Regions from separate parts of the Mus musculus genome. Here regions 2 and 3 are each linked to region 1. Evidence: chromatin loops called from intact Hi-C (ENCODE). Cell type or tissue: heart. All regions are shown on one strand. Links, peaks and the distances in the headings refer to the core of each region. The heading gives the core; the rest is flanking DNA.

Evidence for each region. A loop is a pair of places that touch in the nucleus more often than their neighbours do. Peaks named below come from ENCODE experiments on the same cell type or tissue, not always from the same donor. Only the 100,000 strongest peaks of a DNase experiment are listed, where the experiment ranks them.
Region 2: a loop joins it to region 1, with 2.7 times the contacts of the local background. A loop is called at or near these places in 5 of 42 quality-filtered maps.
Region 3: it touches region 1 in a loop (4-fold over the local background); 2 of 42 quality-filtered maps call a loop at or near these places.

What each region holds. Positions count from the first base shown.
Region 1 is chr7:96,550,862-96,558,816 of GRCm38, reverse strand. It overlaps Tenm4 (teneurin transmembrane protein 4), which reads right to left. Exons shown (of 33, transcript NM_001310762.1): 6 at 5,070-5,339. Among named protein-coding and RNA genes, the nearest start is that of Gm15412, 210 kb to the right of the region's middle. In heart, for the core only: a CTCF peak has its summit at 4,248 (motif pointing right); no DNase peak of the experiment used is centred there; H3K27ac peaks cover 966 bases; H3K27me3 peaks cover 2,850 bases.
Region 2 is chr7:96,147,230-96,155,184 of GRCm38, reverse strand. No RefSeq gene overlaps it. Among named protein-coding and RNA genes, the nearest start is that of Tenm4, 20 kb to the left of the region's middle. In heart, for the core only: CTCF peaks have their summits at 2,162 and 3,724 (motif pointing left); a DNase peak (open chromatin) is centred at 2,054; H3K4me3 peaks cover 906 bases; H3K27ac peaks cover 863 bases.
Region 3 is chr7:95,860,328-95,868,282 of GRCm38, reverse strand. No RefSeq gene overlaps it. Among named protein-coding and RNA genes, the nearest start is that of Gm39049, 89 kb to the right of the region's middle. In heart, for the core only: CTCF peaks have their summits at 2,795 (motif pointing right) and 3,858; no DNase peak of the experiment used is centred there.

The sequences.
Region 1 (7,955 bases), core at 1,525-6,524:
TCAGGCCTCCAGGTGTGGCTCTGCAGTGGGCTCCTCTGGGAACCCCTCTCTTTCCCGCTCAATCAGATCATAACAGCCCTCCAGACCCAGGTTCAGAACCTGAGTGAGGAAGAGGACTGACCTCCTCGTACGCAGGGAAAGTGAGTAGCTCCTTCAGGTGGACCTTTAAGCAAATGGCATGATCAGATTGCCTGAATTCAGGGCCCACGGAACAGGGACTTTCCCAGTGATGGACGAGCTAGCAACACCTCAAAATTGGCATGAAATCTTATGTTTTCAATTTTAATTATTTTTTATCTTCTATGTGTATGTGCATACATATTTTTATGGGTTCACATGAATCTGTGTGTACACACGCATGTGGAAGCCAGAGGGCAACTGTGGGTATGGTTCCTGAGGCGCTGTCTCCCTAATTTTTTTTTTCTTTTTGGGATAGGGTTGGTCTTGGATTTGCCAATTAGGCTATACTGGGTATCCAGCAAGACCCAAGGATCCATGACCCCAGCACTGGTATCACAAGCTTGCCACTGCCCCTGGCTGTTCATTTTTTTTCAAATGTTGGTTCTAAGGATGGAGTCAAGTTTTTGTGCTTATGTGGCAAGCACTTCACTGACTGAGCCATCACCCCAGACCTCAGATTTTATAGTTTTGAACTATGATGATTAACATTACTGAATGATGAGCCCTATTATAGAGCATTGCTCGGCAGTGTTAGTATGTTTGCAATACTGTAATGACCATCATTTCTGTTTATCTCCAGAACCTCCTCATTCTCCCAACTGGAGCTCTGTAGCCAGTAACAATCATCCCTTGTTTTAGTTAGGGTTTTACTGCTGTGAGCAGACACCATGACCAAGACAAGTCATATAACGGATAACATTTAACTGGGGCTGGCTCACAGGTTCAAAGGTACAGTCCATTATCATCAAGGTGAGAGCATGGCAGCATCTAGGCAGACATGGTGCAGGCAGAGCTGAGAGTTCTACATCTTCATCTGAAGGTTGCTAGTGGAAGACTAACTTCTAGGCAGCTAGGATGAGGGTCTTAAGTCCACACCCACAGTAATACACCTACCCCAACAAGGCCATACCTTCTAATAGTGCCATTCCCTGGGCCAAGCACATACAAACCATCACATGCCTTACGCTCCCCTCACCCATCTCTAATAACTATTAGTGTGTTGCTTTTAAAGCACAGGTTCTGTGTCTCAGAAAGGTGAACCAAGTTGTCCAAGGCTTAACAGCTGGGACTTGGTCCAGATCTCCTGTGGGGTTGGGGTGGGGCAGGCCTCTGAAGTCAGTGATTTTTCCAGTCTGGGATGCCTCTGCTATACGTACAGGTGGCTGACTTCCCACTTCTCCCACTGCTGCTCTGCTTACTACATTTTAGAATAATGCCTGCCATGCCAGGGACACTCAGCAATCACAAAACAAATGACACATGAATCCACAAGAGAGATTTTTGCCATCCTGCCCCAGTGTTGGGGATGGAGCCCTGATCACATCCTCTGTCTTTGGAAAACATTTATTGGATGCCTACTGGGTGTCTGCCATGCTGGATAATCCTCACTGCCCCCCAGGTTGGTGACTTCGCCTTCTAGGAGGAGGGGCCTGCAGGCTAGCTCTGCCTGACAGTCCTGAGGAGGAGGGCTTATACTGCCAGTCAATTTTGTATTTATTTCAATTAAACACTGACATAAAAGTGGCTGACATTAACTTTCAGGGACAGAAACTGGCTTTAATGGTCCCTATAAAAGTTATTACTGATGACAGTTACACACAGCAGCCCTGTGTCCTCAGAGAAAGCTCCCACTGCTGTCAATACTGTTGACCATTACTACTGACTAATGCAAGGCCACCCGGGAAAGGGGAGTGCACGTTTCTGTGGCTGAAGGTCACAGGGGTTTATGGTTCAGCCCTTTACATTCATCAGGCGGTTCCCCCTTAAGAACTAGGATTCACATTGCTGCTGTTCTCAAAGGAGAGATCCCAAAGTCCCTGTGACTCAGATGGAAGCAAACAAGAGAGGTCCACGTTCCCATCAAAGCTTTGCCAACACGCTGAGAGTTGCTGTCGTGCTAGTTGACTTTTGTTTGTGGAGTGTTTGTTTTCCCGTCTGGAGGATGGGAATGCCATTGCGGTGTTATGGGAATTAGAGGCTATCTCATGTGTGTACTGGGGCCCTTGGCAAGCACTGATTTCCCTTGTTCCTGAGCAGTGGCCTCACTGTGATGGGATGACTAGCTAACACATTCAGTATATCCAATCCCTCCTCTGATGAGATCCAAGCACTCCTCAGAGAAAATGGACAGAACCAGGTCTAGAGGGCTGGATGGTTGAGTGGCAGAGGATGGGATGGTGGGAGGTCAGATGGGAAGGCAAGAGAGAAGGAAGAAGATCCTGGAGAGAACAGACTCTCTGGATAGGGCCTACCCTCTATTCAGCCAGGCACACAGGACTGTGCCCTTCATTTCTCTGATCCTCAATTTCCTCGGCCAAGCAACAATTCTATGAACCCAATCAATGAATAATAGCAAGCCATTCTGATGATCGCCATCCTTATTCAGGCTGGAGTGTAAGACAGCCATTAATGGAAACTTCCCAATGGAGTCAGGGCTCGAGAGAGTATGGAAACCTGTAGGGTGTCTGCTTTGGGAGTCCAAGCCTGAAAGAGATGCAGAAATTAGAGGTCCTTTGTTGAACTCTCCTTCCACTCCTTTGCCTGACTGGTTCCTCTGAGTATAGCTGCCTTAGAGCTCTAAGTGGAGTGTTAAAGTCTGAGTGGAGATGGAAAGAGGGGGTGGGGCATGCCAGGGAACCAGCAACCAACCTCCTGGCCCCACTATCTGCATTCTCATGGCATATGTCATTATCCCCCCAACAGAGGCTTAATTCAGCTGTAATTCAGCTCTCAGGGATATACAGTAACGTGGGCGATACGTGTCTTGCTCTGTCATGACTTTATAGAAAGTGATCCTTTTAGCACCATAGCAAGAAGCCCTCAAAAGAACAGGCAATCCTAGTATTTTGCTACACAGAAAATTCAACACAGTAACTAAAGCTAACAGAGTTAAGATTTTAGATTGGTAAAAGGGCCAGAGTTCTAACTCCATCCTGCATGTGAGCCAGGCAGATTTCTTGGCTTTTGTGGCCAGTGTTCCCTGTTTCTGTGCAATGGTTGTAATAAAATCGACTTCAAAGAGTTGAAGAGGCAGTAAATGAGCTCCTGTGGCTGGAGTGCTCAGCCGTGCTTGGGCATTGATAATCAGGAACCGTGATTAACTCTCTCCATCCCTCGTACTCTCCCTTGTACCTCAGTCCTCAGCACAGCAATATTAGATGGCCAGAATCCCAGGTCTACAAGGCTTGAAGCTACAGAAGGCAGCTATCAGAACACTGCCCCCTCCCTGATGAGCTGAGAATAAAGGGTTCTGTGGTTAAAGACTACAAAGCGTGCTACAAATACTGGTGATTTATCCATCAGCATGCCTGTTAATGTTTTAAAGGCTCTGAGAAGTCCTGCACAAGAAAAACTGGTTGATGCGTGTTTCGTGTTTCCTCACTGCAATGTCGCAAAAACCGCTTTCCCTTTCCTAATTAAAAAAAAAAAAAAGACTTTTCCCTTTTCTAATCCACGAGCTCAGAAAATGAGGGGTGAGGCCTTCCTTTAAACGCCAAGTGGGGAGAGTGAGGGCCAGAAACCAACATAGCCAATGCCATACCCAAGGCCAGTGGTGGAGTAGATACTTCTGTTCCTCCAACCAGACCTCATTTTCTCTGAGCGACCCTAGTGTTTAAACTTGTGCTGTGCTTCTGTGTACAGTGGGTTAGGGAGAGTCAGGGCTGTTAGCTCAGCCTGGGCCTTGGTGGCAGATGAAAGTGTACAAGTTATTAACTGTGGAAGGGAAGATCCACAGGGGCTGAGGGCACAGGACCCTCCCTGGAATTAGGGAGTGGGTGACTCTGTCAAGTTAGTTCTTAGGCCTGGCCGCTCCTTAACTCCTACAAAGAACTCGGAGGGTCCAGAGAGTAGAACTGACACCTGGAATCCTGCCGCAGCTGGCTCTTTAAGGGGATGAAATCCTCTACCAGGTTCTGACTACCCTGGTCAGCTGTCTGGTCTCTAATCTGGGCTTTGATCTTCGCAGCTCAGCTGGAGCTGTCTTGTTAAAGGGGGCTAAACTCTCATCCTGACCCAGATGCTGGCTGGAAATCCAGGTTCTTGCATTTAGAGCTGGCAGCCAGTAGGGGGCACTGGCACCTGGCTGGCTTTCCTCATTCTGAGTTAAAAACAATCTCCAGTGTTGCCCTGCCAGTTACAGTAATGAACACACATTCTCGGCCGAGCTTCTCAGAAGCAGATCTCCCCAGGTGGGACTGTTTTAGGCTCTGCCAGTCTCTCCAAGGCCCCAGCATTGGTCCACAGTGGACCCCTCCACAGGGCTGACCTGGCAGGGCAAACCAGGTGGTGTTTATGCAGCACGTTTCTATGCCACACATTTCCTGACCCCAAGACTTTCGGTTCCTGGACACCTCACACGTACAGTCATGTAAGCTTCTTCCTCCTAACTGGAACTTTGGAGCCCTTGACCTCTATCTCCCCTACACCCCAAATGCCAAGTTGCTCCCATTTGAAAATCTTGGTCCATAATCCTCCTGAGCAACCGAAGGCATGGAATAGGACAGGAGATTGCATAGGACTGCTGAGCAACTGGACACTAGAGAGACTCAGAGCAGATCGGGTCCCTCTGGACTCCACAGGAAACAGCTCTATAGGGGGGCGGCTAGCAACATCTGCAGCCCTCTGTTCCCTTACCTTGTAAGTAATAACCCAGCCCTTTAGCCCTGCCCCAGTCTGGACTAAAAGTGCAGTGACCCCTCTCTGACATGTCACTGATGGGTGGGTATTTCATGTGACACTGCAAAAGGCTCTGACTTTTGCCCACTGAGAGCAAAGCAATTTTTCATCAGCTTCACCAGGGCTCTAGTGATGGAGCAGGAAATCAATATTATAATTAAAACCATGCCCTGGTAACCCCGTGTAACCAACGGGCCAGGTGAGCCACTCACCGGTTTCTGTGTTCTCATGCTCCGTGTCCGTGAGTGTGAGGTTGGAGTTGGCCCGGCTGGACAGGCAGGAACTGCGCCCTGACCGTGTGCTCCGGCCCCACAGGCGCACTGGGTGTTCAGGGGATAGCACAGTGTCTGCTTCCAGGTCTGCATCAGAGCTGGCCCCCATGGAATAGCCACAGTGTGGGAGGCCGATGTCTGTCCTGTAGAGAGTCCCATGAGGGGGCGTCATCTCTCCCAGTCCCAGTTCACGAAGAGTGAAATTAGTGCCTGAGAGGAAACAAGATAATCATAGGGAAGGTGTGTGTGTGTGTGTGGGGGGGCAAGTTTTCCAAACCAGAAGCCCCTTTCCCCTGTTGGCTCCAGCCACTTCCTCTGCCTTCACCCCTCCTTCTCTAGCCAAGTGCCATGCATGAAAGCTGATTCAAACTGCCTTCTTCTATGAGAGCTCCCCATTGTCTACCCATACTTATAGGCATAGGTCTTCTGTCTTCTGCACCCAGTTCTCCCTGAGAGATTGCCTTGCCCTGGTGCCACTAGATGATAGAGTAGCCTGCCACTTCTGCTGAAGGTGGCTTCTACACAGGCTGGTGCTATGTCTTGTTTTTCTCTAAATTTCTGTGTCACCAGCCAAATACAGTATCTTCAGGGCACGCAGTATAACATGTCTGTTAAATTGCATTGAAGGTTTCTGGTCTCTTCTCGCAAATGGGACTTGTTGACAAGTCCAGATCAGGACAGAACTTCTTGGATGAGTCCTACTTAGGTTCCTGGAACCAGGAGTTCCTTTCTGGCCAGGCCAGTGGAGCCTGGAATGGGAGAGAGTTCAGAAGCTAGCACAGCCACGAGCTGAGGCTAAAGTCATGAAACCTTTCCATGCGGGTGGATAAATAACGTGTTCAGTATCAGAGGTCCCTGGTGCCTCCGATCCTCTGTCCTGGCTACTGTTGCCACTCTTCTTCCACCCCTCTCCATTATCTTCCCTGGATCCAGCTGCTAGACAAATAGTTTCCCATCAGCAGGCCCTGTGCCTCAGGGACCTCTGGGCTCCGCTCAGTGGCCAGGCAAAGGTTCTGATTGGCTGGGAGGTGGGCCAGACCAGATGTTCCATATGTTGAACCTCACCCCCTTGTGCCATACTGTATTTGGCTCTCCTTTTTTTTTTTTCTTCTTAGAATAAACGAAGCGTACATTGGAATCCCAGTCCCCCATCTCCTTTGCAGGTCTCTGCACATTCCAAGTCCTGGCTCCTGTGCACAGTCCTCTAGCCCTGCTCTGCTCCCCGTCCATCCCATAGCTGTGCTCTACTGGGCTAAGCCTCTCCAGAGAGGCTACTCCTGTTGTAAAGAATGACTGCTATGCTAAGTGAAAACTCAAATTTATTTGCCATAAACGGTCTGGGCCACACTGATTTCCATATGGCTTGCCCCCCATCCCCTTTGAAGCAGTCAGAATTGGCACTGTGAGCCGAGGTACCCGGAGACAGAAGGAACGCAAGGTAAACCCCAGCTCCTAGAGTTCAGCGATCCCTGGTGAGGCAACTGGTGAGGTGGGAGATTTTTTTCAGCATGTGTTCTGTTTTATGACCTTTGACCTCCTTCCTGAGGAGCCTAAAGCATGGGCTGCCATTGCACCTCCTTCAGCATCTAACTCTTAAGATCCCAGATGGCAGTTTGCAAACTGTTGTGCACGTGCTTGAGGGTGAGCATTTGTTCTTCACAAGGACCGGAGGGACTCCTTTTCTTAGCCTGGTGTGCTAGGCTTGCCTCTGAGTCACAGGCTCACTTAGCTCTCTGTCAAGCATCAGCTGGGCTGAGTTAGAGGAGAGCTTGGGAGGGGTCTTTTCGATTCCCTTCACTGGGACTCAGAGGTGACCACGAGCAGTAGGTAGCATTTAGAGAGCATCAGTTACATGCCAGGCTCTGGTGGCTAGGATCTTGCTTACAGTCTTCTCTAATCCCGGAGAGCACCCTACCATTAGGTGACATTATCCCTCAGCACAGGTGAGGATGCCTAGGGCTGTAACAGCTGCAGAGCCGGAATTCAAATCCAGATCTGTCTGATGCCAGAGCCTGAGCTTGTAACCACAAGCTGGGAAGGGCTGTCATTTTTCAAGCCTGAGAGGCAGCCTCCATGGTGGGTCAGCTTTCATGTGGGTCCAGGCCTGTGGCAGGGAGTGGAAATGAGGCCATAGGTGGTTCTGTGTGTGTGTATGCATGTGAGCGCTCTCGAGTGTGCGAGTATGTGAGCATATGTGTGTGAGCATGTGTGTGTGTGTGTGAGTGTATGTGCCTGCATGCTCCTCTTACTTGTTTGATCTTGGGTACATGATTCAATCTTGCATTGTTGTGAGGATTTAACAGCATTGCTAAAACATTATCTGAATTGCACAGCCTCTGGGGTGGCTGATGCTGTCTGTGGAGGGGAGAAGATCACGGCAGAATCTCAGTGGGCTGCTGCCATTGGGAGGGACTATGGTCACCTACCAGGCCTCACAGAGAGGCCCTGAAGTGGAACAAGCTTGGAGGTACCACAGCAGGAAGTGATCATTCCTGTGGGATGCAGCAATGGTTTAGCTGGGCTAGGTCATGGATGTAGGTGGGCTGTGGAGAGGTGGGAAAGAAGCAGGAGACAAAAAAATTCTAGGAAGACAAGGGGGAAACTGGGGAAGGTCTCCTAGTGTCAGGCTGAGGAGCCTGGAGATAGTGCATGGATTCACCCTCAAGCTTCACTGTGGCTTACGAAGGAGTGTGGCCTGAATGGATGGCTCTGGGCTGGATGGCCGTTGAGGTCAATCTTCCAGAACCTATAACCATGTCCAGGCCTGGACAATGGCAGAGGAAAAGGAGAAAAGGGTTTGGCCGAAAGGTATTCTGGGAAGGGATT
Region 2 (7,955 bases), core at 1,583-6,582, 400 kb after region 1:
TATCTCTTGAACTGACTAGTCATTCACAGACAAGTATGATTCTGACCCTTTCAAAGGAGATGGTTCTTTGAGAATTCAGCTCTGCAAAGACATAGAAGTAAGACACCGGGAAAGTAAGGCTTGTCTCTTTCATCAATGCACCATGTAATCCTCTTTATCTTCAAGACCCCACTCAAACGCTATGCATCCTAGGATGCCTTTCTTGATCTCCATTCTTAGAGAGTTCACCCCTTCTCTTTCAGAATAGCACTCTATGCTCTGTCACTGTCTTCCGTTTGTCTAGTTATTTGTGGGTTTATTTTTTTCTTCTTGTTTGAGAACCCCCAAAGCCTATGGTTTTATTTCCTTACCTATGCATTATGGAGATCAGAGAAGGGAAGGGTGTCTCCTAATATAACCTTGGAATCAGGTCTGGAGGGATAGACCCAGTGGGCATCTCTCCAGAATGCTTGTTTTGCAAGCGTGAGGGCCTGGAATTCAGATATCAGCGCCTAAAAAGCAAGGCATGGTCACGCATGTGTCCTCATGGGAGCAGAGAGAAGAGGATTACTGGGGCTTCCCTGGCTAACAGCCTCCTTCAACTCCAGTGAGAGATCCTACCTCAAAGATATAAAGCAAAGAGTGGTAGAACAGGATACCCAATGTCGTTTTCACTGGCTTTGGAACATGCACACAGATGCACACAATTTTAACACACACACACACACACACACACACACACACACACACACACACCTATCTCTGGAAAGTCTGCAAGTGAGACAAAAGTCTTCTTCTATGTCCTGTTTTTGCTCAGGCTTCCTTAGAAAAGTTTATATCTCTGCAAAGGAGCCCCAGGCCCCCTCAACACTGTCTGTTTACAAACAATGGCCTCTGCATGGCGCACCATCTGACAATCTTCTCTGGTCAGAAAACAGAAGGCAGGTTCCCAGCTGCCACTCTTTGTCACATGGGGAGGTTGAGCAAGTGACTGCTTCCCTCCCCAGTCTCCGTTATAAAACAGACACACCCTGGACTCTGAAAAGTCCAGCTACAAAACAAGTCTTTGCACAGAGTAATCTCAACAAATAATAGCATTTTTTTTTTTTTTTTTTTTTTTTGGTCAGTGAAGAAAAGAACAAAGTATGTTCAGCACAGTGTCCCACATACGGTGTGGCTGCAAGGGCCACAAGAGGAAGTCCTTTTTATCATTTCAAGTTGCCTGTAGCAATATGGAATCAGGATTCTTTGAGCAACTGGGGTGAAATTCTCCCTTTGCTTACTGTTAGTTGATGAAACGGGGATCCATTACTTCATCCTTCAAAGACCAGACTCCTCATTCCTAGGTGGACAATGGTACCTGATAGAAGTGTAGTGGTTTAAGGAGAATGCCATTCTCAAAGCTGTTCATCTTCCTGGCATGTTCTATTGGAAACTACCTCTACCTCACCCCCAGCTCTATCAAGATCTGGGTGTTGGTTCTTCTTTTCCTTGAATTTGGCTGTGTTTGTAGGATGCCAATGGTTAGATGAGGGAGTCTATGCCACAGAAAGAGCCTCTAGTGCCTTACTCCAGCCAATAGTTCATATGTGCTGCACAGATATGTGAGTGAAGAAGTTCCTAGCTGTTTTCATACTTTGGTTTTTTTTAGGTATGAAGACCTAAACTTTGAGAAGCAGAGACCAGCCATTTCGCTGCTCTTTCCAATTTCCTGACTTGCAAATTGTTTTAAGCTAGAAAAATCACAACAATATATTATGTAGCAGGATTTTAATAAAACCACAAATACAATAAATAGCAAACAGAAGAAACAGCAGGATCTGTGATTAGAGAAGTTCCTATAATACTCACTACCACAGGCCCGGAAGGCCAAGCAGTTGCCAGAGACTCCACCCCTGAGGGTTATGCCCCGCCTACCACTCTCTCAGCCAATGGGGATTCTCTCAGCCTTCCGTCTCCTCTGGTAGCTGTTAGAGGGGCAGAGGGTGTGGAAGCGTGCTTAAAAGGCTCCTGACTCACAGCTGCGTTTGTGGGTCAGCTTTCTGCCCGCTGGGGACAGGGGAGTGGGTGGTGGAGGTGGGGGTAGGGGCTGGAGATGCCTTGATAGGAGTGGCTGCACCGCCGGTGTGAGGGCAGCTCCTTAATCTCTTTTCTCTGCTGCCTTTACATACTGGCCCGACAGAGGTCAGCATGCTGGACACATTCTTTGTTGCGGTTAAGCCAAGCCCTTAAGGCTTAGAATTGCTTTAAGCCTGATTAACTCCCAAGGAGACAGAAACATTTACATTTAGGGACAAGAGAATAAGATATTTAATCGCCTCTTTAAAACACATGCTTTCCTTGTTACTCAAAGCCAGGCAACTTCCCACCCCCCTTTCTTTTTCTCCAAGGCTGTGCCGATTTCTTTTGTTCTCAAACTAATCTCTCCCCCTCTTTTTTCCTTTTCACTCCTCTTTAATGGTCATCCTTCCTGCCCTTTCTTTACATTTTCTTTTAAAGATTTATTTATGTGTATGAGTTCCTATGTGCCTGGTGCCCACAAAGGTCAGAAGAGGGAGTCAGATCTCCTGAAAGAGGAGTTAAGGATACGTGTGAACCACCATGAGGATGCCAGGAAATGAACCCAGGTTCTCTGCGAGAGCAACAAGCAATCTTAACCTCTGAGCCATCCCTCTAGCTCCCCCTTCTTGCCCTTTCTTAACCAGATTTCTTATTCTCCTCGATCCCTCTTTTGTGTCTCTGTTGTTCCTCTCTGGATGTCTTGCAGCTTTGGGGTCTTCCACTTTCCTGTTCCTTTGCTCCTGAACGTTGAATTGCACACTTGTCTTTGAAGGAGTTATCAGTGTGGTTCCCCAAATATTTACTAACAGAGGAGCTTGAATTCTGGAACCCCTGCTACCGACTTGGCTTATTTCTGACCAGTGGTGGTAGAGGTATCCAGCGATGCGTTTCAAATCCAATGAGCCAAATCACACAGTGGGAGGCTTAGGAGAAGTCACTCTGAGTTTGAGCTTCCTTCACCGATGGTTCCCACTCTGTCTTTTGGTGATAACCTCAGAGCAATGAGCAAGGCTGCCCAAGCCTTTCTCTGAAGGCTTGGCAAAGAGCCTCGAGCTTGGGGTAAAGATCTCACCTCCCACCAGCTGTTAACCAGTCACTTTATCCCTGAGCCCTCTGAGTCCTTTCTTCACCCATAAAATGGCTAGCAGCCATCATCTTGTCTTTCTCATGGGGCTATTATGATGCACATACAAGCTAATGAATGGGAAAGCATTTTTGCAAACTATAACGTGCTGTACAAATTTAAACCCTTTTTATTATTGTTGTTATCATGATCATAATTTTTATGTTGTGCTAATGCTCATCTTACAACTCATCAGTATTAAGAAGCAGCTCTGAGTGGAATGCAATCTTGCTTCCCCCTCATGAGTGAATTTAGGGTGTCCATGGGGATAGATTGCTATTTCAAGGGGCTTCATCAAGTCCCCTGCTTCCTCCCCGCTCTGCTCAGGATAGCTTGCAGATGAGCTGGGAAAGCTGAGTTCATCCTCCAGGCCTGGTTGCACAGCTTTCCAAGGTGTATCACCACCTTTACCCACTCTTGCCTCTATGGCCTCAGTGGTACAGACTAGACTTTCAAGGGTTACCCTCGCTCACCTAGAACACAGATGACCTGTTCTCAGCAGGTCTCTGTCCTGCTCCAGCTTCTGCTATCCTTAGCCTCAGTCTCTTGGGCTCCCCCCTGTGGCGGGTCATGGCCAAGCCTTCCTTATGGCCCTAGAGGAAGAGGTCCTCCATCAAAGAAAGTAAATGCTACCCTGAGCATAGACTTCTCCATCCTTCCCAGCTGCTAAGACAGTTACTTTCCTGATGTCCAGTGCAGGTAGGAAGAGCAAGGACAACCGTTAATGCTGTGCTGTTAAAACCAGTAACAACCTGTGTTCTACCTTGAATTAGCAAGCTCTCCAATCTACAAGTCTACAAGTCTGGATCAAACAAGAATACTTTCCAGGAAAGGGAGCTTACATGGCACTGGTGTGTGTGTGTGTGTGTGTGTGTGTGTGTGTGTGTGTGTGTGTGTATTGGGGAGGTTTGAGGGGTAGGGGCAGAACTGTGGAAAAGAACTCTTTATTCCATCCTACTCCAAGACTTTACTGTCAGCACTGTGCTAACCTGCCCAAATTTACCCTGGCCACATCCTGATATCCCAGCTTCTCATCATGTGGCTTATTCATTCCTGCCTCTCCTTCTCAGAGCCTCTGAATAGTTTCAGGGTTTCTCAAATCCACTTTTCTCTACTTCCCATGAGGATTCCAAGAGGATTTGTTAATGCATTTTACAGATAAGAAAACAGACACCTTGCTTGAGGTCTGGGGCTCTTGGAGTGATAGAACCAGCCGGAGGTCAATCAAAGTGGAAGCTCATGCAGCCATCAGGGTGGCCTCCTTCATGCTTTTACCCAGTGACTCTTGGCCTCTGTCCTCATGGACCCCACGATGGAATGGGACAGAAAATCCCATAAACAGATCCTGGCCACACACCAAGGCCATCATGGTATAGAAACACATTTAGAGATCAAAAACAACAAAAGAACTAGATATTATTTTGCCTGAAGAGCAGACAGCGGTGTTAGTGGTGCTTTTGTGTGTATGGGTGTGTGTGAGTGTGTGTGTGAGTGTGTGTGTGTGTGTGAGTGTGTGTGTGAGTGTGTGTGTGAGTGTGTGTGTGTGTGAGTGTGTGTGTGAGTGTGTGTGTGTGTGTGTAGAGGGGACTGCTGTGAAGCAACACAATCAACAGTCTTTTCAGAAGTCAGAAACTCTAAAGGGAAAATAAAAATGGTTTGTGCTATTTCTACAGCCCTGTCTATGCAGAAGCTGCTAATCCTTACTGACCAATGAATCCAAATATGGCTTCAGAAGCATTTGGAGGGTGGGGATGGGGAGGGTGGAGACTGGCAGGCTTGAAGAAACTGTTGCAGGGAGTCCCAGACAAAAACTCTTGTTTTCTTGAAGACAAAAGAGGCCCAGAGAAGGGACTACCATACACATGTCTTTAAGGCTCAATCCCACCGGGATCTACGGTGCTAAACCATCCTCTGGTCTCTCATTCATTGAAGAACGGGGACTCCATGAATTCTTCTAGTGTGACATTTCTGCAACACCAAAAGTAAATTCTACCTTTGTCACCCCTCGGGTCATACAATGAGGTGGTCATGATTTTTGTCACTTTAGAGAAGAAGAATCTGGGGCCAAAAACGTCCCTTCCTTGGCAAGGTCCCACAGCCAGGGAGCTGAGTGGACTGGGCATGGGGATCCAGTGTCTTACCTTAGAGCCTATTGTTTCTTTCCTCTTCTCCTAAATCATTATAAAATGTTTGAGCATTGAAAAAGGTTGAAGATGCATGCGGATGTGCTGTCTCCACTCTCCAGTAAGGACATGGCGCAGAGCCTGCTCTATTTTTGCAGCACGTCACCATGCCCTTCCTAACACATAAATAAAAAGGATTTAATAAAGCAGTTGAGCAATGCTCAACATTTCTCAATGAAGCAGGCTCTTAGTGGAGTTTTAAAAAGAATTTTCTTTATAAATTGAAATCGTGTCTTCAGATATTTCAGCTATTGCAGCAAGGAGAGTCTGTAGCTCATGGACTGGCTTGTCTGAAGAGTAATTTAATGCCACCGACATAGATCTCGATTTCTCTTTTTACCTTTAATCAATTTTAACAAGCCAGATGGTCATTGCAAATGGCTCCTCTTAGCATCTTCCTTTTCTGCCTCCACTGTGCTGGGGGGATTTATTGGAATGTGGTTCCTGGAACAATCTCATCATTTCCCATTCTGGGTTTTCCCTGCAGCCGCCATTTAGGGCACTCCCTAACATCCACAACTGCTCCTTCTCTGGCTCCTCAAGTGGAGGAAGCTCTGGGTCTGTGCCCTACTCTGTCCCTCAGCCCATGGCAGCCCAGAAGCACACACATGCTTTGCATTAGTTATTTATGTTGTAATTTCTCATTAGACAGCTTTGCTCATCTATAATCTATGCATCAGGAATGAGCATAGCCGTGGAAGGCCCAGGTTCCCGGCATTTTTCTTCTTTATGATCTTTAATACTTACAGTATTGGAGCTAAGTTTTTTTCTTTCTGTATTCAACTTTATAGATATGATCACAGAGAACTAGAGAAAGGGTGCGACTTATACTATAGTTACACTGTTAGCTTTGAGGTTTGGGGTATATTCTGAGCCCCAATCCTCTTTACTAGGATACTGTGTATTCTTACACTATTTCAGAAGTGGGAATTGGTTGCAGTTTTACTAAAACTCTCAGCCACCAATCCCTTTATTCTCTGCATTTATTGATCACTTATTATGTACTAGGATTTATGTTCCATTCCCGAGAGACAGCAGTGAACGAGATAAAGAAGATCCTTGTCTCCTAAGGCTTAGCTTGGACATGGAAGATAGAAAAGAAAGAAGGCTGTGGTAGTGTAAATAATGGCTCCCACCAAAGATCTCCTCATCTTTATCCCTGGAACCTCTGAAAGCTACCTGACGCTTTACAGATGTGATTAAGTTGTGGCTTTGAAATGGAGAATTAACCTGGATTATTCAGGTGAGTCCGATGCAATCGAAAGAGTCTTTAGAAAACGGAGGCAGCAGGTTCTCAGTCACAAGGAAGGTAGGGCCTTGGAGACAGAGGTCAAATAGCTGTGACTGACAGTTCCAAAAAGGGAGAGGCCACAAGTCAGAGGAAAGCACCCTCTTGCTAGACTGTGGGAGGGCAGAGGAAGTGGACTTCCCCTAGAGTCTCTGCAAGGAATGCAGCCCTGCCCACCCACATCAGACTTCTCACTTGGGAAACCATCCAGAGTAAATCTCCTTTGCCTGAAGGCAGTTGGCAATTTGGGACATCTGCAACTGGAGCTGAATGGGTAGAGCAATTACAGATTATGGTCCAAGTTATGAAGAAGGGCAAGATTACACTGAGATAACAACCCGAGAAGGCTACTCTAAGAGAAAGGATAAGAGACCCGTGTCCAAGAAAGACATTCCGGGGAGAAGGAAAGGCAGGTCTGAAGGTTCAGAGCATGAGGAACAGACAGCCATGGTGGTCAGACTGCAGCAAGAGTGAAGGGTACTGTTGAATGAGGTTGGACATTACACTGGACTCAATCACAGCGTCTTTTAGACCACAGAGAGAGGTATGGTATTTGACTAAAAAGAGATAGAAAAGCCGCTGGAGAATTTTAGGGGGTGGGTGGGTAAATTGTTATTGCATAAGTCCAATGTCCTAATGTGAAGAAGACCCTTCCTGGGGACAAATAGAAAGCTTAGTGACAGTCAAGACAAATATGTCTTCCACATGGGTGCACTTGTGACCCATCACATTCCTAGAACAAGCCCAGCCTTCAGTGGGAAGCAGTAGCTTCTCTTCTTGCTAATCTAGCACTCCAGTTCTTTAGGGGCCGGGCCCCAGAGTACACAGTAAGTAGACAGAGCTGTAACTTTCAGTAGGATTTATGGCAGTGAGAGCTGACCCTGGCAAGGAGGCACTCAGCATTACTGCATTACGGAACTTGGAAAGCTCTGCCCAGGGGTGGAACATTCCATTTGAGGCACTCTGTGAATCTCTGGCTCTCGTTTAAATACAGTGTTGGACTGTAAGCTATGTGAAGCAAGGGGCCATCTGTACTTTGTCTCTGTAGCTCCAGGTTAGCATGTACTCAGTAGGCCCATGCTGAAAGCTGGGTTATGTGGAGAGAGAGGGACGCCAATAAATTAGACCTTTCTTCTCTTTCTCTCTTTCTCTCTGTCTCTCTGTCTATCTCTGTCTCTCTGTCTCTCTCTGTCTCTGTCTCTGTCTCTCTCTCTGGAGTGTATGTGGGAGTGAGAATCAGTTATAGGAAGAATACTAACAGGAAAAAAAAACCAAGTATCAAAACACCTATTCATGGTTCTATTCTGGAGATATGGCTTTG
Region 3 (7,955 bases), core at 1,583-6,582, 690 kb after region 1:
TTACTCTTTGAAAACGTGTGCACTGTGTCTGTGCCAGGTGTTCTGCTGGGCAGAGCAGTGGGGAGGAGCAACAGAAAACAGTTCCTTTCCTTAACCAGCTTGTATTTCAGTAGTGGAGAAGACAGAGCTACAGTGCACAGTGCACTGTTGGCTGCATAACATGAGGATGAGGAGTATTTAGAGCAAGAGATACTGTCAGAAAGCATGGTGCTCCAGTTTGGATTTAACTTTCTCAAAAGGCTTGTGTTTTGAAGGCTTGCTTCCAGCTGATGGTGCTCCTCGACACTGTAAAAGCATTGGGAGCTGCAGACTATTCAGAGGGGGTGAGGCCATTGGAGTGCGCTTTTCCAGGGTATGTTGAGACCCAGTCAAGTCTTCCCCCGCTCAACTTCTCGACTGCCATGTGATGAGCTGCCTCCTCTGTCATATATCCAAACCCCCACAAAGCACTGTGCTGTCACAGGACCAAAGAAATGGGCCAAGTGACTATGAATGGAGGTCTCAGAAACCACGAGTGAAAAGAAATAGGTTTCTTCTTTGCATTGATAATCTCTGGTCACTTATTATAGTGCTAGAAAGCTGAATAACCTAGTAGAGTCACTGAAGGTGAATTCTGTAAGCAAGCAAAGAGGTTTTTCTCTTACAGGAGGTATTTCTCCACAGAATGCCTAATATGTGAACTGGATAAGAAAGTTTATCTTTTCTCATAGAAGTCACAGGCAATCCCAGAGAGATGGAGGAACATACGTAGAGTATGTTTAGGGAAACATGAATATGACGAGGGGTGGGGATGGCAGGCTACAGAGAGGGGAGGAAGTGTTAGTTTCTGCAAATGCAACCATTCTTCCTCTGGAAGGGGGCAGAAGGGAATGGTTTTAGGGAGGAAAGTGATATGTCCCGATTCTGCGATTAATAAATACATGTGTTCATCATATGTCATTAGACAAGAAGGGAGAGAGGATGGTATCTGGAGGTACAATTAAGGATGGTTATATTACATGTGAGTCTGAAAGAACTTAGGCAAGCTGATTCAGGGAAACAACATTCTCACACAGTGGTAGAAATGTAAACCGGCCATTTCCTGAAAGATAACTTGATAACAAGTAACCACTCTACTTCTAGAATTTATCTCATAGGTATACGAAATGTTTTTTCCTCAAAAACTGTGATCAAGCTAAATAAATTTGTCCGCAAGGGAACTGTCTAAATAAAGGAGCAAATATTTGTACTAGCTGAGAGGCTGGAATAAAACAAACAAATAAGCAGGAAGAACAAACCCCAATGCAGATACAGATTCAGATAAAAGGGTCACAGTGCATTGCTAAGGGAAACAGTGAGCTGTAGAACAGATGACATATTCAAATAAGATGACAGGTAGGCAGTGGGGTGGGCAGGCACGCAAGTAACTGGGAAAGCAGCATTCAAATAAGCAAATAAGCACACAATTCAAAAGCTACGCCTTAAGAAAGTGAGAAAATGCCCTGTATTGGAGAAAACCCTCCACAAATGTCCTCTGGTTCTGGATCAGTGACCTAAGAAATCTGTGAAATTTTAACTTAAAACTTGAACAGGTTTATAAAGCTCAGAGAGCAAAACAATGGGGTTCAGGCTCATAAGCTTAGGGGCGTCATTGTCACGAGCCATTTTAATTTCAATTGAGAAGTTACATTTTTTTTTCTTTTAAATCCCTGAAGTAAGTGAAAACCAGAAATAGACTCATCTTCCAAGAAAATGAATTCTAGCTCCGACATTTCATAATCCCACATTGATTGATCTCAAGTAAGAATGCATCTTAGTAAAGTTTCCAGCAGCCAATGTACACATTTTCTGGAGGAAAAAAAACATGTTATCTTGGGTGTAAATTAAATCCACACTGTTTTATATACGAGGACTAGCATTTAAAAAAATCATAATCAGGCATAAGAGGAGACAAGAGACATGACTGAAAACCAGTAGAATCAATACACAGAAGCAACAGGCCTACTGGGGATCCAGATAATGGAGTCACAAGACAGAAGCATTTAAATGAGCTGTGCTGCGGAATTCAAAGGAGTAAAAAGACAATACTGAGAATTTTGGCAGAAAATTAAAAATACTATAAAATAGCCAAATGGCAATTCTTCAGCTTTAAAGTAGAGAGAGCGAGGTAAAGAAGGAAACGATGCATTTACTAACCAATTAGAACAGCAGAGGGTCACTGAACTGTGCTATCAGAGAGAAATGTGTATGCATAAAAGGACTTTGAGGTAGGGATTCATACAGAGAGAAGTGTGGTGGCTCTTGGTGATTTCTTAGACCTCACTGTCATTTGGGGGGAGGCTGGATGACGTTGACCACACTTTCCATGTTTTGTCCTGGGCACGGTGCTAGACTGTTTCCCTGCAGTGCCAATGGCCATGGGATTCAGGTCGAATCAATCGATTATAGGAGGAAGTGATAACTTTCACTTCTAGGAATCACCTGCCTATGCAAATATTTCATACGCCATTCTTTCTTCTCTCATCTGGGTTGATGGCTTTCTGGTGACACAGGAAGCTTCATGTTAAAACAGTTAAGAGTTAACCTTAGTGCTCAAGGGCTGTATGAAGCAAAGCATTCAAGCCTCTCCCTTTGAGTGGACTCTGTTTGAAGGAGAAATAGATCTATAGGGAGTGAGGATACTAAAGTTTCAGTTTTCACAGCAACTAGCTTTGCCTTTAATGTCTCAGCCCTTCTAGGGCTGTCCTTTGCGGATACTGCCCACCAGCAGAAGGTGCTCCTATAGCAGTGGCTAAACTTGACTATAGAGATGTCTAGGAAGCCACCAGGGGCGCTATTTCTAAAGATGATTAAATTCAGGCTTTGTGCAGATCAATGCTGATGAATTTGCCATTTGCGAGGTGGTAAAGGGGCAGGTGCATGGTGGGAGGAAGTCAGTCACTTAAGAAGGGTGTGTTTTATTCTAGCCTCTTCCTGTCAATCTCTGTTTCAAGGCCATGACTATCTTTGGTCCACTTGGCCCTCTCTTCCACAGTCCTCTACTGCACTACAGGTCCCAGGTATGGAGCCAAAACAAACAAACAAAACAAAACAACAACAACAATAACAAACAAACAAAAAACCCAGAAAAAAACAAAAAAACAAAAAACAAACGAACCATGGACCGAAGCCCTTAAAACCACAAGCCAAGATATATCTTTCCTTTTGTAGGTTGTTTCTCTCAGGTGTTTGTCAAAACAGTAAGAAGTCTGGCAAATGCATACAGTTAAAAAGGACTATCCAACTTTCTTAATTTTTTAAAATCTTAGACTGGAATGCCTTCTTCCTGCTCTTACCTCTATATGAATGTACTCATTTCATCTATTTATTTATCTGGGCACACTCCCAGAGCTAGCAGGGTAGGTGATGAAAGTATCCTTTATAAAGAATCCCTGTTTTGGAACATGCTTTTGAAAGAGGGACTAAAAAGTCCTCTCACATACTCTAGACAAATGACCTTGGTTATATGTCTCCTGTCTTAAGACTTGACCAAACCATCTGTGAGATGATTATATTCAATGAATCTTTACTGTCTCTTTCACTTCAAGAAGGTGAGATTTGATTTTCACCAATTAACTCAGAAAATAGAATATAACACAAGATGTAAAAATGTACAAAATAAATGCTCTATTAAATATGACATAAATCTATGTCTATATCCACATGAGAAATGAGAAGACTGAAGAAGAGATTTATATCTACATGATAAAGAGAGCCAGTATTTCATTCACTTACAATATTTAAAATTCTCTTCAGGGTCAGGTTCTTCTTCCCTCCTTTAACCCCAGCCTTGTTGCCAGCCTTTGCAACTTGAATTCCTCTACTACAGCTCCACCAAGTGGATATTTAGGAGTGGCTTGAATTCCTCTCGTAACAGGCAAGTCATTACATCTCAAGAAAGCAACACTTACAGAAGCTTTGAAATTTTATGAGGTCCCATTTGTTGATTCTCGATCTTACAGCACAAGCCATTGCTGTTCTGTTCAGGAATTTTTCCCCTGGGCCCATATCTTCGAGGATTTTCCCCACTTTCTCCTCTAAAAATTTCAGTGTTTCTGGTTTTATGTGGAGGTCTTTGATCCACTTAGACTTGAGCTTTGTACAGGGAGATAAGAATGGATCAATTAACATTCTTCTACATGATAACTGCCAGTTGTGCCAGCACCATTTGTTGAAAATGCAGTCTTTTTTTCCACTGGATAGTTTTAGCTCCCTTGTCAAAGATCAAGTGACCATAGGTGTGTGGGTTCATTTCTGGAACTTCAATTCTATTCCATTAGTCTACCTGTCTGTTGCTGTACCAGTACCATGCAGTTTTTATCACAATTGCTCTGTAGTACAGCTTGAGGTCAGGCATGGTGATTCCACCAGAGGTTCTTTTATCCTTGAGAAGAGTTTTTGCTATCCTAGGTTTTTTGTTATTCCAGATGAATTTGAAAATTGCCCTTTCTAACTCTGAAGAATTGAGTTAGAATTTTGATGGGGATTGCATTGAATCTGTAAATTGCTTTCAGCAGGATAGTCATTTTTACTATCTTAATCCTGCCAATCCATGAGCATGGGAGATCTTTCCATCTTCTGAGATCTTCTTCAATTTCTTTCTTCAGAGACTTAAAGTTCTTGTCATACAGATCTTTCACTTCCTTAGTTAGAGTTACACCAAGGTATTTTATATTTTTGTGACTATTGTGAAATGTGGCACATTTACACAATGGAGTACTACTCAACTATTAAAAACAACGAATTTATGAAGTTTTTGGGCAAATGGATGTATCTGGAGGATATCATCCTGAGTGAGGTAACCCAATCACAAAAGAAGTCACTTGATATGCACTCACTGATAAGTGGATATTAGCCCAGAAACTTAGAATACCCAAGATACAATTTGCAAAACACAAGGAAATCAAGAAGAAGGAAGACCAACGTGTGGATACTTCATTCCTCCTTAGAACAGGGAACAAAATACCCATGGAAGGAGTTACAGAGACACAGTTTGGAGCTAAAACAAAAGGATGGCCCATCCAGACACTACCTCACCTGGGGATCCATCGCATAATCAGCCACCAAATGCAGACACTATTGTATAAGCCAGCAAGATTTTGCTGAAAGGACCCTGATATAGCTATCTCATGTGAAACTATGCCAGTGCCTGGCAAATACAGAAGTGGATGCTCACAGTCATCTATTGGATGGAACACAGGGCCCCCAATGGAGAAGCTAGAGAAAGTACCCAAGGAGCTGAAGGGGTCTGCAACCCTATAGGTGGAACAACAATATGAACTAACCAGTACCTCCAGAGCTCGTGTCTCTAGCTGCATATGTAGCAGAAAATGGCCTAGTTGGCCATCATTGGGAAGAGAGACCCCTTGGTCTTGCAAACTTTATATGCTCCAGTATAGGGGAATGCCAGGGCCAAGAAGTGGGAGTGGGTGGGTAGGGGAGCAGGGCAGGGAAGGGTATAGGGGACTTTTGGGGATAGCATTTGAAATGTAAATGAAGAAAATATCTAATAAAAATTTGGAAAAAAAAAAGAGAAAGCAACACTTTCCCTTTGGCAGCAGTGTTCTTAAATATGGAAAGCTAAATTTCAAAATGGCATCAAATAAGTTGACTGCAGAGTTCTTGTGAGCATACACATAATAACCTAGTAGACCCTGAATATAGTAGGCAGTATATATTTATATGTAGTATAAAATCTGTGCATAAGGAGTATATGTATGGATATCTATATCTACATCTACATCTACACCTATATCTATATCATCTATATCTATCTATATAATGCCATTGGTTATATATACATATATATTCACACCATGTAAATAGCTTGCTAACAATTTCAGTCATGACCTCCAAGATATGAACACTTCAGCTTACTTTTTTTCAGTGGCTATAAGATCATTTCCTGTGTTCTGAAGAGACATGGAGTATGCCTCTGTCTAACAAATCTTGCGAGAAGACAAACAGTTGCCTGCTGCACCACTACCTTCAGGATTGACTGCCTCCTTCTTAGAGTAAAATCTTTTCTCCAGATAGATCAATTCAGGTAGGAAGAGAAAGTCCGCATGGAATCTGGCTTTCTGGACCACATGCTTTCCCACCCCCACCCCTCCAGTGAAATGAGTTAAATCCATTTTCATTGTCATTCTTAGACCACTCTCCATTTAAAGCATCAGTGGAGGTGTTTGGAGGTCAAGGGCTGAGCTCTTACTATATGAAATGGCTGAATAACGAGATGTTTACAGATCACCCTGGAGATGACAGACTGTTCTCTGGCTTATAGGGTCGCGTTAACAAACACCTCTGTGTTAGATAGAGCAGGAATTCTTATCTCAAATATAGTTAACAAGATTAAGAGTCAGAAGGAATTCGTCCTCTGTCCTAAATTCACACTGATGCTGTTTAGTTCCAACCTCATTGGAGCCTTGCCTACGCAGTATCCATTTAACCCCTTTCTCTACAAAGCTCAAGCCTTGTTAGAATTACATTGTGTCCAGGATGTGATCTCCTATTGTATTTTTCAGATCTGGCTGTGTATGTAGTCTTTGATTCTGTTAATCAGAGGTAAGCTGGAGTTTCCTATGAGGATCTTCATTTCATGAATAAATAGATCAAGAAACACCATGCCTGATGTAATAGCAACTCTCCTGAAACATTAAACACTACAGGCAGAGCAATCATAACTAAGGTAAATCAGCTCCAATTTTAAGCTAGATGGTTTTAAGACCTTTTGACAGATCATTGATTCAATCTCACATACGCTGGTATAAAAGACAAGAAAGCTGATTATAGAAAGGTGAAGTAGCTGAGTTTCATAATTAACAAGTAGCAAAGGTGACATGGAAAGTCGGGCAGCTTGGCTCTAGAAGCTCTCGGTCCAGGATGGCTGAGCAGAAGCAGGAGTTTTAGATCTCTCATGGAACTCCAGGTCATCCATGCTCATCCCATGCACTTCCCCTTGATCATCAGACACAGCTGTCATACTCCTCTAACCCACTGTGGTAGGTGTTCTCTTGCAGTTGATGTCAGTGCTGGATTCCCTATTGTGAGCTGTGATACCTGGGAAAGCCCCGTGTGCTGGGTTTCCAGTGAGCCTGGTTCAGCTTCACACACTGTCAGGTAACTTACTGTATAACATGGAGAAACTCATTTCTATGTCCTGGCTCAAGTTTCCTGATCGTTGACAGGAAAGAACTCAATGGGATTGTGTCCCAGGCCTTTTAAAGTCTTATCTGGGATCCTTCACCAGCAGAAGTGGCACTTAAATCACCTAGATGGAGGTAGCTGATGGAAGAGCTGGCTCTGAAATGAACCAACACTGGCTGTGTCTTCTACTGCTCTTCTGGTCATTGGTTTATTAAAGCTTCTGTAGAAACCAACACATGTTAAACTGAACACCATCACTGGTCGACTTATTTTCCATTATTAATTTCATTTCTCTTTCTCTAAAATCACCCATCAGACACATTTATGCCTAGTTCCTTCTGTTAAAAGCCCTTGCGATGCCCTGTTCCCAGCACTAACAGGAATTAGCAAGAGAAATTTAACTAACAGATGATTTTGTCAGGGCAATGACTTTGCTCTCACCTGCTCCTTCATCACAGATGCCAGAGTTGCTGTAATCACATTGTGAGTTCTGGTCAGAGAAGTTGTCTGCATTTTAAAATGTCAACAAAGCAACAGAAAATCCCAAACATATATGCAAATATGTTTGGTTGCTAACAAGGCAGGAAGGATAAATACAGGGTAACTATGACAACTCTCTCATGGATTCTCCTTAGGAGGAAACTTCCTCAGTGAATATAGATTCAGATTGGCTTTGAGGATTCAAGAAGCAGAGGTTGATTGAGTGTATTGAGCCTGGCTGAAGCTTATATATGCTTGTTGACAAATTCTCTACTTTTGCTGCACATCAGAATCACCCAGGGGGCTTTTAA